2 separate regions of the Mus musculus genome follow, and region 1 is linked to region 2. Evidence: chromatin contacts called from ENCODE Hi-C or POLR2A ChIA-PET data. All regions are on one chromosome and are shown on one strand. The core of a region is the stretch at or near the end of the contact, and the rest is flanking DNA. Distances in the headings are between cores, read along the strand shown. Region 1 overlaps Mettl24 (methyltransferase like 24). Region 2 holds the start of Mettl24 (methyltransferase like 24).

The links. A loop is a pair of places that touch in the nucleus more often than their neighbours do. ChIA-PET counts read pairs that join two places held with the same protein, here RNA polymerase II (POLR2A).
Region 1: a map of left cerebral cortex shows a loop between it and region 2 (1.9-fold over the local background). The contact joins the enhancer-like site here to the promoter of Mettl24 in region 2. A Hi-C loop is called at or near these places in 4 of 37 maps with a recorded cell type or tissue (all left cerebral cortex). POLR2A ChIA-PET finds 5 or more read pairs at or near these places in 2 of 5 experiments (Patski and embryonic stem cell).

What each region holds. Positions count from the first base shown.
Region 1 is chr10:40,723,070-40,730,462 of GRCm38, reverse strand. It overlaps Mettl24 (methyltransferase like 24), which reads right to left. Exons shown (of 5, transcript NM_177793.3): 2 at 378-476. Among named protein-coding and RNA genes, the nearest start is that of Mettl24, 43 kb to the right of the region's middle. Within about 2 kb of position 5,129, at least 2 of the 3 ENCODE cell types and tissues checked have a DNase peak (open chromatin) inside an H3K27ac peak, as active enhancers do; they include left cerebral cortex, where a contact is called at or near this core.
Region 2 is chr10:40,679,742-40,686,874 of GRCm38, reverse strand. Mettl24 (methyltransferase like 24) reads right to left here and starts at 3,593. Exons shown (of 5, transcript NM_177793.3): 1 at 3,211-3,593. The coding sequence starts at 3,519. It also overlaps a transcript of Ddo not described here.

The DNA.
Region 1 (7,393 bases), core at 3,880-6,379, 42 kb before region 2:
GCATACAGCCGGATGCTTCCAAATGGGAAAGAAGATGGTTTGGTTTTGTGACATACCTGACTGCCTACTCACAGGGACAAATCTGTCTCTTCAAATGGCTTTCCAAAGCAATTTTCTAAAGTGATTCTTTAAAACACATGGGGATGAATCATTAGAACATTCCAGATTGGTGAGAATCTAGGAAGATGACAGGCTAACAGAAGCTATCTTCCCTGCCTTCATGGGTGTGGAAAAAATTGAGTAGCAACAGGGGACCCTACCCTGCTCCCATCAGGAGCTCCTCAAAATTCCCAGGACCTAGATGGCAAAATCTCCTTGCAATGGTTGGTCAGTACCTTTGACATTATTCCCAAACCTATTTTAGCTTGAAACTCAACCTGAGTGGTACTGATGTAGCTCAGGAACCTTGAGGCCTCTTCATCCAGGGACCGAGAAGGGCCTGCCCATGGCTGGAGCTCTATGTGCCATCGGGAACCCTGTGAAGGACAGAGAACACAGTGGGTCTGTAAAGATTCAGGATCTGGGCAGAACAGAAGAAATACAAGGTTAGGCCAAGGTATCAGCATATGTGCCCAGCACTGTTGTCATTGAAGGCAGCATAAGCCACAGGAGATGTCCAGTGGCCAAGTTAAGAAGCCAGTGACAATGGCCCCTGGGGACTGTCTAGTTAAAGACAAACTCTACCTGACTCCACCTGAAAGGACCTTAACGCAACTGGATACATGATACCCCTTCACACTCAGAGAGGAATGCTCATTACCTGTTACTGCTTTCTAAGGTTAGAGTTTCAAGAATCTGTTCCCTAAAGAACAGTTTTGGGGGTCACAGCACCAAAAAGCTGAGGTGCATGGTGGAAGAGACACTGAGGCCTTTGGTCATCTTTCTTAGCACTGAGAGAGATGGGTAATGAGACCTACTGCTGAGCTGGTGTGTGGGACAAGGATGCTGAGCTGAGAAGGATGGCTTTCTAGCACATAGAGACCGCTCACACCTGTCAGCAGAGAATCTGAGGTATTATCAGTACTATATGGCTAGTGATGGGGCCTGAGCCTTGCTCACAGCATGGGTGGGCAGCAGAAAGACCGAGGGAGAGCAGTGGGCTGGAAGAAGCATAAATGGGCATGTCTGCAGGTAAAAGGAAGCTTGGTCAGGAAGTCTTTGGTAGAACTCATAGATCCTCTCCTAGACAGTCACCTTTTAGAGACCTCCAGGAACCTCAGCGATTTCAAGTGTAGACTAGGGCCCAGCCTACAGAGCAACAGCAATGGAGGGCAAAAGACCTTCCAAGGGCTGGCATGGTGAATGACTAGCTTCAGAGAGACTTTAGTGGTCACAGACTAGAAGATCCTGCACGGTATCAAGTTGGCCCCTAGCTCAATTTATGTTGAGGAAGGATCTGGGGACCAGATAGAAAGACCATTCATGTACATACATTATTCTCCAGGCAGTGGCAAGAGCTGTTACTACCACCACCCCCAACCAACAGAAACATTTAAACAAGATGGTCATGAGACACTTTTTAAAAATGTGATTGTCTCCCCTCAGATGTCACCCAGGGGACTCTGGATGAAACTGAACCGAGAAGGAGTAAGGCAAGCAGGCAGCACCATTCCCAAGGCTAGGATCAAAGAGTACACACAAAGAAGAAAGTGGGTTGAGCCCAAGCATTCATTGTTGCCTGCTTCTTGACTATGACTGCAATGGGACCCACTGCTTCCATGTGTCACTGTGACTTTTCTGCCTCAGACTGTGAGCCAAAAGTCCCTAGAGTTGCATCTGGTAGGGTTCTTATCAGAGCAACAGAAAAGGAAACTAAGACAACTACATAGAAAGACTCTAACTTGGGGAAAAAGATGTAGCTACTCTGCTCTCCAAGCTGCCTTTCTGAGGACAGCCATGTCTTATAGCTGTTGTCTTGTGAAGGGAGAGCACAGAGCGTCAAGGAATACTATCCAATCCACCTTCCATGCCTGTATTGATTTTTTTCTTCTCTTATTAGATGCTAATTACCATTCAGTCAGTCAATATTTATCAAGCACCAGCATGGACCAGGCAAGGATAAATACAAAACTGAATACGATGTAAACTTTCCCAGGAGATATCATGGCTAGGAGCAGACATCAGATTTGTACATAATGACTTTGAAAAGGAAATAGGAACACATTTAAGAGAGTCATTCCTTTCAGAGAACGGTTTCTGAAGTTACAAGTTAAACACATTTAAAGACAAACACCTCCTCAGGCCCAGCCACACTCTCTCCTGCATCAAACAGACAGAGCACTTTCATAGATCTCTCCTAGGCCATTTATTAGTTAGAACGCAAGAGAGCCAAACTGTTGTGTCTACATTAGCCAACGTTGTCATCTTGTGGCTTAGGCAAATATCAGTCAGGGACCTGTCACACTGACTGACTGAAGAGAACTTCACAAAGAGACCGTTTACAAAGTTGTAGGCAGGAATTAAGGGTAAAAAGGAATTACGGTGATAACAATGACAGGTGACACCAGAGGACCCTCTGGGGAAATGGTATGGAGAGGGACTTTAAGAAAGGAAAACAGCCAAATCTATTACATATATCACCTTATCTGCCACATCCGATGGTCTCCTGCCTTCTGTGAGCCAAATCCACAGAGAGGAAAACTGAGACTGGCCCCTGCTGTCAGTCCCCCCTTCCCCGCCCCCTGCCCATCACATCCACCCCCAGGGTCCCAGATGGTAGAGTAGTGGAGGTGAAATGGAAGCAAGGTTTGAAACAAAGTTCATTCATTCATTTATTTATTCTGTAGGCATTTGTGCTTCATGCCTACAGGGTATGTTTCTTTCCATTTAATGCAAGGCACAGCGGTGTCATGCAACAAATGCAAGAAATTATTTAGGGTCTCTGATGGAATTCTCTATGGGATACAATAGGGGCACAAGGAAATGGCGTCTTTAAGGATTACTCACAAAAGATGCACAAAAAATTTGGATACAGATCACAGGGAAGAATTTCTATGGCTAAAAGCTTCCAAACGCAGCAAGGTGTTTTGGAAACATTACAGGGACACGTCAGACTCAGCACCAGCATTAAGCCAGGGCTAGCACACAGGAGTTACTTCACACATTGGTAGTTGTGAATCCATCTTGTTAAATATAGGATTATCTTTCTGCAACCTGATACTCCTCATTTCCAGCTGAGAGTTGACCACAAAGAAGCTAAAACACAGCTGTGCTGGTGGATAATGCACGTCAAGGAATCTCAGACGGAGGTCTAATAACAGCACACAGACAGCAATACACGCTCTCAGATGAGCTCTCACATACTGCTTTGGTTTAGCTGTTTAAAAAACATTTCACATAAAGCAGTGTTCTTATTGGAATCAATCTGACAGCAGGTCGTGATTATTTCCCCATGGAAACCACTCGCTTTTATCTTCTCTTTCAATTACCATTCATCTTAATTCTCCACATCAACACAATGCCTTTCCCAAATTCCCACAAATGGAATTCTATGAGCACCTTCAAATACCCAGGCAAGTTTAATTCAAAAGAGGAAAACCCATAATTTTCTTAAAAAAATAGATGATGATGGTTTTGCTCCACACAATTTCCTAAATGCCAGGGTGCATTGTGTGTCTATTATCTGTGTGCTTCAAATATCAAGTGACCAACAACACCACCTCCATTACTCCTAGGCAGTGGGGCTGTGGACTCCCAGAGCCCTCTGTCCATCAGCGGACTCCCAAGGCGGGTAAACAGTCTCTTAGCAGCAGATGGCAGTGCGCAGAGTCACTTCGTATTGTGTGTTTGCGGCCCACGGGCCTGTGTGGAAATGGCTAGCACAGCATTACAAGGAGTTGTTACACAGAGCCCACCCCCAAGGATCGAAGCCCCTGCAGACCTTTAAAAATCCGTGGTCCTGCTTTGTATGACAGACACCAGGCTTTCACTAGAAGTAGTGATGGGTGGGGTTCCTATCACGTGAGCTTCTCGGGAGGGCAAGTTCCTGGATGCCTCAGAAAAGGGAACAGCAATCTTTTACCCATCTAGCAGGACTTCAAGGTTTACATCTTAAAAGGAAGGCAGAATGCTTTTTTTTTTTAAACATAGAATTCCAAACATTAAGCTCAAGGACGACAGAAGGTTTTCTGAGAAGCTATCTCACATCCTCCCTGCTATTTTGCAGACATTTGTGGTTCTGCTTTTCAAATGAAAAAGGCTTTTCCCGTGCAACAAACAAGGGGTCCGACTTCATGAGCCTGTACCAAGCACAGATATGAAGCTTGGGGATATTTTTAATCAAGTATTACCTTAACATTAAATTTTGTTTGTCTGTCTGTCTCCCTTTCTTTCTTCCTTCCTTCCTTCCTTCCTTCCTTCCTTCCTTCCTTCCTTCCTGCCTGCCTGCCTGCCTTTCTCTCTCTCTCTCTCTCTCTCTCTCTTTCGGAACTGGATCTCTTAGAGCCAGGAAGCTTGATTCTAAGATTTTATTCCCAAACAATAATGAAAAAAATAAAGCAATCCTTTAAAATATTTTTTTGCCTGCCAGCCTACAATCATTAATTCAAGACAAAGGTCTTGAGCTAAACTAGTAGTAATAAAAAATTTTTTTAAAGTAGTCCCACCCTTGACCTAGAAAAAAAGCCATCAGCGCTGCCTTGCAAAAGCGTTGTCTAGAAACTTAGAATAACAGTTTTCTGTTTCACAAGCCTCCTCTCACTCTCATACACAATCTCATGCAGCCCATGAGAAAAGTGTCAAACTAAAAACAGCGAACTTGTGGCCTTTGAGGTGTGGTTTGTGGTTTCACTGTCTTGCCCAGGCAGCTCTTAAACTCACTATGTAGCTCATACTGACCTCGAACCTGCCTCAGCTTCCCAAGTCATAGGATTTATAAGCACATGTCACTGGGCATAGCAGTACAGGCAGCTTCTATGCAAGCCTTTTAAAAACTGGGACAGGTAGAGGAAAGATAAAGCAAACAAAAAGGGAATATTTTATTTCTATTGGCCCTACCTGTTCCTTTGGGAGGTCATGTAATGGGTGGTTTAAATGGCCAGTTCTTTGGCTATGATGGAGTACTGGGGGTTGTTTTTATCAGTGTATTCCCAAAGGCACATTGCCAGGCCCCTGAGGGTTCAGAGCCAGCCATCTTCCACCAGGAGAGGGAGCTAACAATGGGGTCTCTGCACGGTGGCTGCCAAAGGACAGAGACGCCTTGTACATCCTTGATTCAAACTAAACAGGATATGGAACTGAGCGTGTGTTGATGTGTTGATCGGAGAAGCCAAAGCTTCCTGGGGAAACAAACCAAAACAAGTAAAATAGATTTATTTATCAATTTTGCAGTAATTGAGAGCATCTGTTGTTGGGCAGGGACCAATGAAGGAAACTGTTTATTCTTCTTCAGAGAGAAAAGAGGGTGGTGGGAGTGGTTGGGGGAGGGGAAACACAGTAGTATCTGGATGGAACATAAATCCAGCCTTGCCTGAGGGTTGATGGGCATCAGGCCTCTACAAGCTATGCTGCTCTTAGATACCAGAATTCCAAAAACCTTCTTCTGTTACTGCCTTGGTTCTCAGACTCAGCCCTGACTTAGTAAAAGTAAGGGTCAGTCATACGTTTTGTAGTGAGTGATACCTTACCAAAAATATTGGAATGAGAGTTGAGTCTCAGGTATAGGTCAGATAGATGGCTAAGTGTGTCCTCATCCCCCAAGTTCACACAATGAGGGATGGGAAACAAAGAATCGTTCTTTAGAAACACAGACAAGTAAATGCTTGCAGGCAGATGTCGGGGAAAGCCTAGACTTCAAAGCACAATGGAGTCAATGGTAAACTCTTTTGTTCTTTGCTATGGCCCTGTCCCCATTCAGGCCGGCTAGCAGGGACGGAAGCCAGAGAAGCCCTCCCCCTCAGACTCAGGGAAGGAAGGCAGCTGCTGCTCCCCAGAGACAGCCACCCGTTCCCCCAGCCTTTCCTGGTCTCCATTCTTGTATCCTAACTCCAAGGCAATTCCACTGAACTGATAAAAGTGAAAATTGAGGTCAAAAGGCTACAAATCTTCTGAGAAAAAGCAGCTTGTGATTTGAGCTGAGGCTTAGTTCCTGGAAGGCGCTGTGTCTCCCTCACCCCTCAATGGCCTTGCACTGAGGTCCAGCCTGAAGAAATGTGAACAAAAGCGTGAGGCTTCTTAAAACTCAAACCTCTGTCCAGAGCGTTAGAAGCCATCAGGAACTAGATGTCACTGGGGCCACCAGGAAGAAATATCAGCTGAGGAAATGCCATGGTAGTTTATGAGGTCCAGCACACACTGAGATCTGACCCTGGCCTTTCAGTCCAGACAGGCTGATCCCTGCCCAGATCCCAGACTGGCTACGTAGGCACAGGCCTATGAGTAGACAGAAACACACTACAGACGCGTAGCACACATGACTGACATAGAGCTTACAATCTACACGGTTTCTCATCCCAGCACCAAGTACCAGAGAGAGAAATGATTTTGGAGGAGACTCACCTTGGCTCACAGGCTTTCGACCCATGGCCAGTTTCTGGGTGTGTGGTCTGGTGAGGCAGAGCATAATAGTGGAGAAGGCACAGAGTGCTCACATAGAGGCCAGCAAGCAGAGCAGCAGGAAGAGGTCAGGTCAAGATGCCTCTCAAAGACTTGCCCCCCAGTCCAGAACTAATGTCACCAGCTTAGGACCTTCAACACGAGACATCTGTGCACTTTCCTCATCAGAGGAGAGGTGTCCTCCAGGGAGGGCTCTGACTGCTGGAGCAGGTGAGAGAGCCATCTTGTATCCTGGGTCCCTCAGAGACCAGTCTGCGCAGGAGAGCCCGGGGGCTGCAGAAGCAACAGAGCTTCTGGGACAGGGACCCTTTCGGGCCTTCATCTTCAGCCAGGAAGCAGAGTTGAGCTCCAGACCTCTGTGCATCTTCCCTGCAAGAGGAGAGCTTGCCTGCAGAGAGTGCTCTGACCACTCAGACTCAGGAGAGGGTTGGACTCCCAGGTCTGCTGACAGAGGCTAACAGAATCACAGCAGGAACAAGCTCCAGCCAGAGACAACTATAACAACTGACTCCAGAGATCCCCAGATGGTGAAAGGCAAACGTAAGAATCTTACTAACAGAAACCAAGACCACTCACCACCATCAGAACCCAGCACTCCCATCACTTTAAGTCCTGGATACCCCAACACACCCAAAAAGCAAGATTCAGATTTAAAATCGTATCTCATGAAGCTGGTAGAGGATTTTAAGAAGAAAATTAATAACTCACTTAAAGAAATACAGGAGAACACGGCTAAAAAGGTAGAAGGCCTTAAAGAGGAAGCACAAAAATCCCTTAAAGAATTACAGGAAAACACAACCAAACAGATGATGGAATTGAACAAAACCATCCAAGATCTAAA
Region 2 (7,133 bases), core at 2,344-4,843:
TGTGTGTGCACGTATGCATGTATCTCCAGATTGTTTCCATTAAGAGCAGCATATAAGGTGGTAATATAATTGCTGAATGGTTGTACCTCTCACTCCTGCAACAAAAGCTTGGTGGCAAGAAACACTCTGCAACCCAGGTAAGTGTTTCACACAAGCACTCATCAATCACCCAGAAAGCTGCTCACGGAATGAAATCTGTTCTTCTTTACCCATGTGGAAGCCTCCCAGGGCAAAGGAACCGAAAATCTTGTGAAACTGTTGATCGGTATTCTCAAGCAATTAAAATAAAATAATAAAGTTAAAATACATAAAAGTTCCATGGGTAAATTCCAAATTCTATTTCCTTTTATTAATGGTGCATCACCTTAAATTATACCTTGCTTTGTGTGGCTCAAAAGAAACAAAGTTTATCCCAGGATATAAGATGGTGAACTCCATCCCCATAAATCAGAACACAGATGGAGTAACTGCCCTTTCCAGTTTTGAGGAATATTTTAACTCAGCTGTGAAAGACTGGCAAAGTGAAACAAATCCAAAATCCTGTTTAGGAACTTAGTGAGATGAGATAAATATTCTCATAATGAGTATAAGAATGCTTACTATGAAGTAAGTAAAGTTTATAATCTTATAATTGTAATTACATATATTTATATATGAAATATATAGCTTATATATAAAATATATTTGTAAATTTATAATTTCATTATAAATTTATAATTTCAAAAATCTCATATAAAATAAGTTACTAACTATGGAGAAGATAATCTAAGTAAGGCAAATGTTCCCATGAGAGGCTAATAACAATTTTTTTACAATAGTGATAAGCCTTACTTTTTATAAAGACATTTAGAAACTCAAGAAGTAGCTGTATCCACCTTTCACATGTTAGTGTCTCCGGAGTTTACCATGGTAACCATGGGAAATGAAATCCCTCCCAACGGAGAATACTTTGTTCAGACAAAGCATCCCATCTGAAATGGATTCTCAGGTCTCCGCAGGAACAAAGCAACTCAAACTCACAGAAGGCATTGCTGTCCGTTGCCATCACAGGCTGCAGAGAGATCGGCATGGAGATAGGAGTGGGTTCTCAGTGAACCTTGACCTAAGTGTCTGAAGTAGGAATGGGCAGAAGATTGACAAGATGCAGGTTGGAGCGCAGAGCAGGACCGGGATATGGCAAAAGAATGTAAATACTCTGTAACAGTTTACACTTGAGGAGCAGCTAACGCTTCAGACAACTTAGAGAAAATAAAAGTTGTTACATTGTGTTTCTAGCATGCTAGACACTAACATTTTCCTTTCATCTTCTTTTTAATTTAATTGTAATGACTGAACCCCAGTACTCAGACTCCTGTCCTGTAAGTCACACTCACCCCCAGTTGACCTCATACCATCTCATAGTTTTAATGCTACTTGCGAGCAATAGCCCCAAATTGCTACTTCAGCCTGGACATTGCCTCTAAGCCCCAGATCAATGTGTCTGAATGTCTATTTGGCATTTCCAACTGAATCACTAAAAGATATTTGAAAGTTATCTGGGGTCAGCACATTCTATCTGTAATCTACCAAAGATAAACAGATAACAGAGATAAACCAAGATAGCTGCTTCTCCCCGTAACTTTCCAACATTCCCCATGTTTGCTACATCTCGCCACCTCCATAGCTACCACCTGCCTGCCATTTTCAGACTGATCTCTGTTCCAGCATCCCACAGGGGACAGAGGTGAACTTCCCACAAACACCCCCAGTGACCCCCTGATTCTATGCATTCCAAACCTAAACACTGTGAGGCAGGCTCTAGTCACCAATAACCTGGAAGACAACCCCTTAGGTCTCCTTAAACAGGAGACAGCAGAAACAAAAGTTGTGGAGAATCACTCAGAAAGGGGAGATTATCAAAGACAGAGTGTTCAAGGGTGTCCACAGAGGAACAAAGGAGGCCAGACTCTTAAAAAAAATATCAAATCTCAGTTCAAATGTCTCCTTTGTTCACTTTTTGATCTTTCTTCATAGGTTCAAGGCCTGAATCAAATTGTATGACTTTCCTGAGCCCCAGACACTTTGAATTCAGTTTGTGCTGGCAGCACTTGACCCAGCATCCAGTGGAAGCCCTTGGCAAGGGTTTTGAAAGCTTAGCACAGCATCATGGGAACTGCATGGACACAGTGAGAAGGAGGTGTCTCTTTTAGAGTAACTAGCTAAGTCTTTATATAGGAGGTGCATTTCGGAGACAGAAAAAAGAGCTGTGTGCGTCCCAGAACATAAGAGAATTGCCTGTTAAGCAATGCCATGTGGGAAGACTGAGCGCAGGGCATATAAAAGTGGGGGAAGAAAATCACTGAAAGTAGTGGGGGTGTTAGAGTAGAGGAGCCAAAGGAAGAGCAGGCTGGTAAATGCAGGGGCCAGCTCGCAGGTGGGGGCTGGGTGCTCAGATGCCATCAAGAAAAACCCGACTCCAGGCAGCACAGCCAGCCTTGCTTCGGAGGATGGCACCGCAGTTGGAAGCAAGAGTGGCAGGTGTAAGGATGTGGCAAGCTCATATATCCAATTCCTAATCTTTTCAGTCCTAGGTACCACAGAGCTCCCAAAAGAAGGTGTAAGGTGAGGCTTCAACAACCAGAGGTTTAAACTGACCTACTCAATGAAGTGCGGGAAGTTAACAAGGCAAGGATCTGGCCCTGGAGCATCCGATTATTTCCCACTAAGTGGTGCTATGGGTTTGGCTTCTCACCCGGTGCCAGTTCCCACTGCTGGGTAGGGACTCTGGGGTCGGAGTGGGTGAAGGGGGCGGTGTCTGGATGCTACTGGAAGGCAGATCTTGACCATCACCTGGATGAGCCTTTCATAGTGTCTACCCATCCGGTTTTGTCCAGGCCTGGGTGGGGAAAACACAATGGCAAGCCATGCCTCCTTCCCTTTCAGCGCCCCCTCCCTTGCTGAAATGGGTGTGGTTGCTTGGTGCTCCTTTCCTAGAAGGAGGTCTGCCACAGTAGGCGCTCAGCAAACGTTAGTTGAATTTGCATGATCCCTGCTCAATTCCACTTCATTCTATAGGGATACTGAGTGAGACTACAGAAAGTTCCAGGGAGAGCTCAGCTAGAAGGAAATAGAAGAGTCTTGAGGTCCCAGTGGCCTGAGCAGAAGGCTCCCTAGCGCCATCTGGGTGCAGGCTCAACTCCAAGGTCCATGTCTGCATGGTTTGCAACTGACCTTCCTGCGGAGAAGCCCGCCCTGGGCACAGCAGCTCGGCTCTGGGGACGTCGTGCTCCCGCCACCCCGGGGCAGCACTCGGCGCCCACTGCGCACGTAGGTCACCTGCCTCCTTCTGGCTCCGCGTGGGGAGCCGGGCGCCGACAGTAGGTGTGTCCGGGGTGGCCCTGGGGAATCGCCGCGGCCCGGGGGTCCCGAGCCCGCGTGGCGCAACTCCATGCAAAGCCGTAGGCCCAGAAGCAGCGCGGCACCGAGCAGCCACCGGGGCAGGGCTCCACAACCACGCCCGGGAGGCTTGACAGTGGCCATGGCGGGGACCTCGACCTCCGGCTGTGCTCTGGGTCCCACCCTCAGCTCCCAGCCGCCTGCAGAGAAGCGTTCCCAACGGACCGGGCTGACAACTGTGGCAACTCCCCAGCGGCCCGCCTTCTTCCCTGCGACCGGGGAGGCCCCGGCGTAACCTTATCCTGCCCAGCCGCAGCAGGAAGAGCGAGGGGCGGTGGGCTAGGCGTGCACCCAGGCTGCCATAACAGGGCTGGGTGTCCTTAGGTGTGACCAGCCTGTAAAGTCTGGCTAGTGGGGAGAGCCAGAGTCAGAATAGAGCACGTTCCTCCGGGGCGCCTGAGCTTTGACTTCATTTGTTGGTGTTAGTATTAGACACAAGGAAAGAGGAGAGGTGAGCCGCCAGGTTTGGCCCCAAAGAAAAAGTTGTCAAGCAGTTTTTGCCACTAAGCATGATATAAAAATAATCATACTTATGCTCAGGTTTACAACTTCTCTCCCTCAAGGGGAGAGAGAGAGAGAGAGAGAGAGAGAGAGAGAGAGAGAGAGAGAGAGAGAGAGAGAGAGAGAGAGAATAGCACTCCGTACAGAGGAGAGAATAGCACTCCGTGCAGAAGAATCAAATTAGTTATTCAGTTTCTAAATTCTGCCCGAAGCCAGCCCATGCTTTCTCCCTCGGTGTTATGAAATGTGTGGGGGTGAAGGGAAGGGAGACAGCCAGCGAAGACATCTGACAGCGGGAAAGAGGGAACAGAAGTTACCATGGAGTGCTGGAAATCAAATTAATTTAGCTCCAAACACACACCTCCCTGCTGCCTGGCAGAAATGCAGAGGGACATATTTATCTCTGGGCAAAACGCTCCCTAGCCGGGATTGCCATTGTCACCTTGACCTTAATTAAAGAAATCTAGATGCTCATAGTTTGGACTCACAAATGGGGTTGGTATCCCACTTTTGTTAGGATTCTTTCCCTCCACCTGTTTAGGGTGACATTGATTTCTAGATTTACATTCAGGTTCTTTGGGATTCTTTTGTTTTTTTTAAACCATGGCCAGATACCCACCCCCAACACACACATGCACGCACACACACATACACACACGCACACATACACACACACACACACACACACAAGCATACATACATGCACATTACACACACACACAAGCACACATACACATCACACACACATACACACACATATGGATATATTTTCCATGCTTCTATGTAGGTTGTCTCTCTCCCTAGCCTGCGACACGGACAACAGAGATCTAGAATGAAGTCTGGCCACCTCCTCATTTGAATGTTGGGATTTTCCATAGGGAGCTCTGCTCTCTGAGATTCCCATTCCTTTTTGGCAGAATTATTCTTTGTCAGAGAGCATTAAACCTGTTTCCCCACAGTCACAGAACTTATCAGCCTAATCCAGTGCATTCCCTGGCCATCACCGGTCCTCAGGGGCTTGGAGGTTTTATTATGCTTGAAAGTATACACACGTGATGGGAATAGACAGACAGACAGACAGACAGATATCTACTTGCCCACCTCCAGGGAAATTGCAGCTAAAAGTCTTTATTAAGATTATAAACTTTCATTCACACAAGCTGAGAGAGACAGCCTCAAATCCTGCAGTTATTTACTTGAACTGTGTTTGATTCACGACCCTCTCATTGAGTGATATGAGACACTAAACAAAATATGTATCTTTTCTGAGCTTCTGTTTTCCTGTGGGAAAATAGACCAATATTTAGGGTTACATATATTGCATAACTATGTTGTATTTAGTACCTAAATAATAATAATTTACCAATAACAAAATTATGAATATTGTCACAAAAAGTATGCATTTTTTAAAAGATGGGCAAATATAAGACAAAGTGATCTATAGACATCTTACCATTGACTTAGGATTTATAAATATCTTCTCTTGGCTTAGGAATTCCCAACTGATATGGTAAAAATAGGTTATATTTGTACATAAAATCTCCATTATGAAGCCCGCTGTTACATATAATTAGCATATACTTTGTATTATGGTTGGATTTAATGTCACTTCAGTGGAAAGCCTCACCTGAAGAACTTTCCCGATTGTCTCCACTGATGTGAATCAGCCGGCCCAGACTGTGGGTGACACCCTTAGGTGGTAGCTCAGATCCAGTGAGGGTATTTCAAAGTCGGTTAATTCTCACCTTGGTTTGCTTGACCCTTCCCTCACTGCTCCTGGGCCGAGGGATGGATTTGTCTGCTGTAGCACAGCCAGCATTTCCAAGCTTTCATGGGAGAATGGGGACCAGTGCTCTCGGAGAACCTCGTGGGCTTCCAGCATCCACCTGGGACTACTGATGTGGACTGGGCAGCTACAGGCGTCGCTCCCAGTAAGAGATCGAGGAGCTGAGAGCTGGGTTCTCCTGTCTCAGATGTGACTTGGCTGTCGTTATTTTAAAGCTTACCTGATAATACATTCACCCACTTGATTCTGTTCCTCTAGCGAACCTGACTAAAGCATCAACAGTTTCAAGGACACGTTAGACTCATGATCCCAGGGCTGGAGCTGGAGCTCAGTGGACAAGCACTAGCTTTCATATTCCCCCTAGCGTGTGCAAGGCCCTGACGTCCATTCCCAAACTCAAGATGCTGCAAATGCACTCTAGTGAGTTGTATACTTAGATGGAATTGTTTAAAACAACACGTACAGTGTTTGATAATCCTTTTCAGCAATGTCTGAGGCGGACTTTGGTTAGGTTTTGTTTCCTTGTGTTTTGTTTCTATGTGTCTAACACAGTGCCACTAAATAAAATCTTCCAAAGACCATGGCACCACTAATTCATGCCCTCTGCTTATCCTTTGAGTATCTATAGAGAGGAATCGTGGGACTTTTTATATTGCTAAAATGGGGGTATTTAATAAGACTGTGGACTGGGAAGGCATCGGAGACACGGAGACTTCAGAACAGTGTAGCCCTTGAAGGGAGACTTCAGAACAGTGTAGCCCTTGAAGAGAAGGGGCGAGGTGGTCTCATGCTCCCCCTTATCTCATTTTACACTTCTCAATGAAGCGTTTCCACTAAGGGATGGGGAAACCCTCCAAATTACACACAATGTTTAGATACCCTCCCCTTTATGTTTTGCACCCACGTCTACATCTTCATTACTGATCAAAAGACCCATCGACACGTATGGAACGTCATTAATTCTCTAGGCAGAGATCTTCCATTCTTAACCTCCACACACTATTTCCCTGTGTTGTGGATGGTAAAGACTATTGAAGCATTCTGAGGGTAAGCTGGAGAGACAAATGTGACTGGTCACCGCCACAGCGGGCAAGCAGGCTTTCATTCACGACCTTTGCTTTTCTCAGAGTTGACCAAGTCAAGTTTGTTCCTGGGTATGTCTGAAATTTGCAGATTATCATTAGCCATTGTGTCATCAGTTGTCAATTAGATATGCAGGTCAGTAAAACACAATAACAACTTTTAGCAGATCACAAATTACATTCTCCATGAGGTTTTAGCCAATAAAATGAATGAAAGTTTTTATCGCTAATCTCCATATATATATATATCACTGGAGTGCAGTGATTTCCAGCCAGAGGTAGCTTTACCTTACAAAGAGACACTTGGCAATGCCCGAAGACACTTGTGA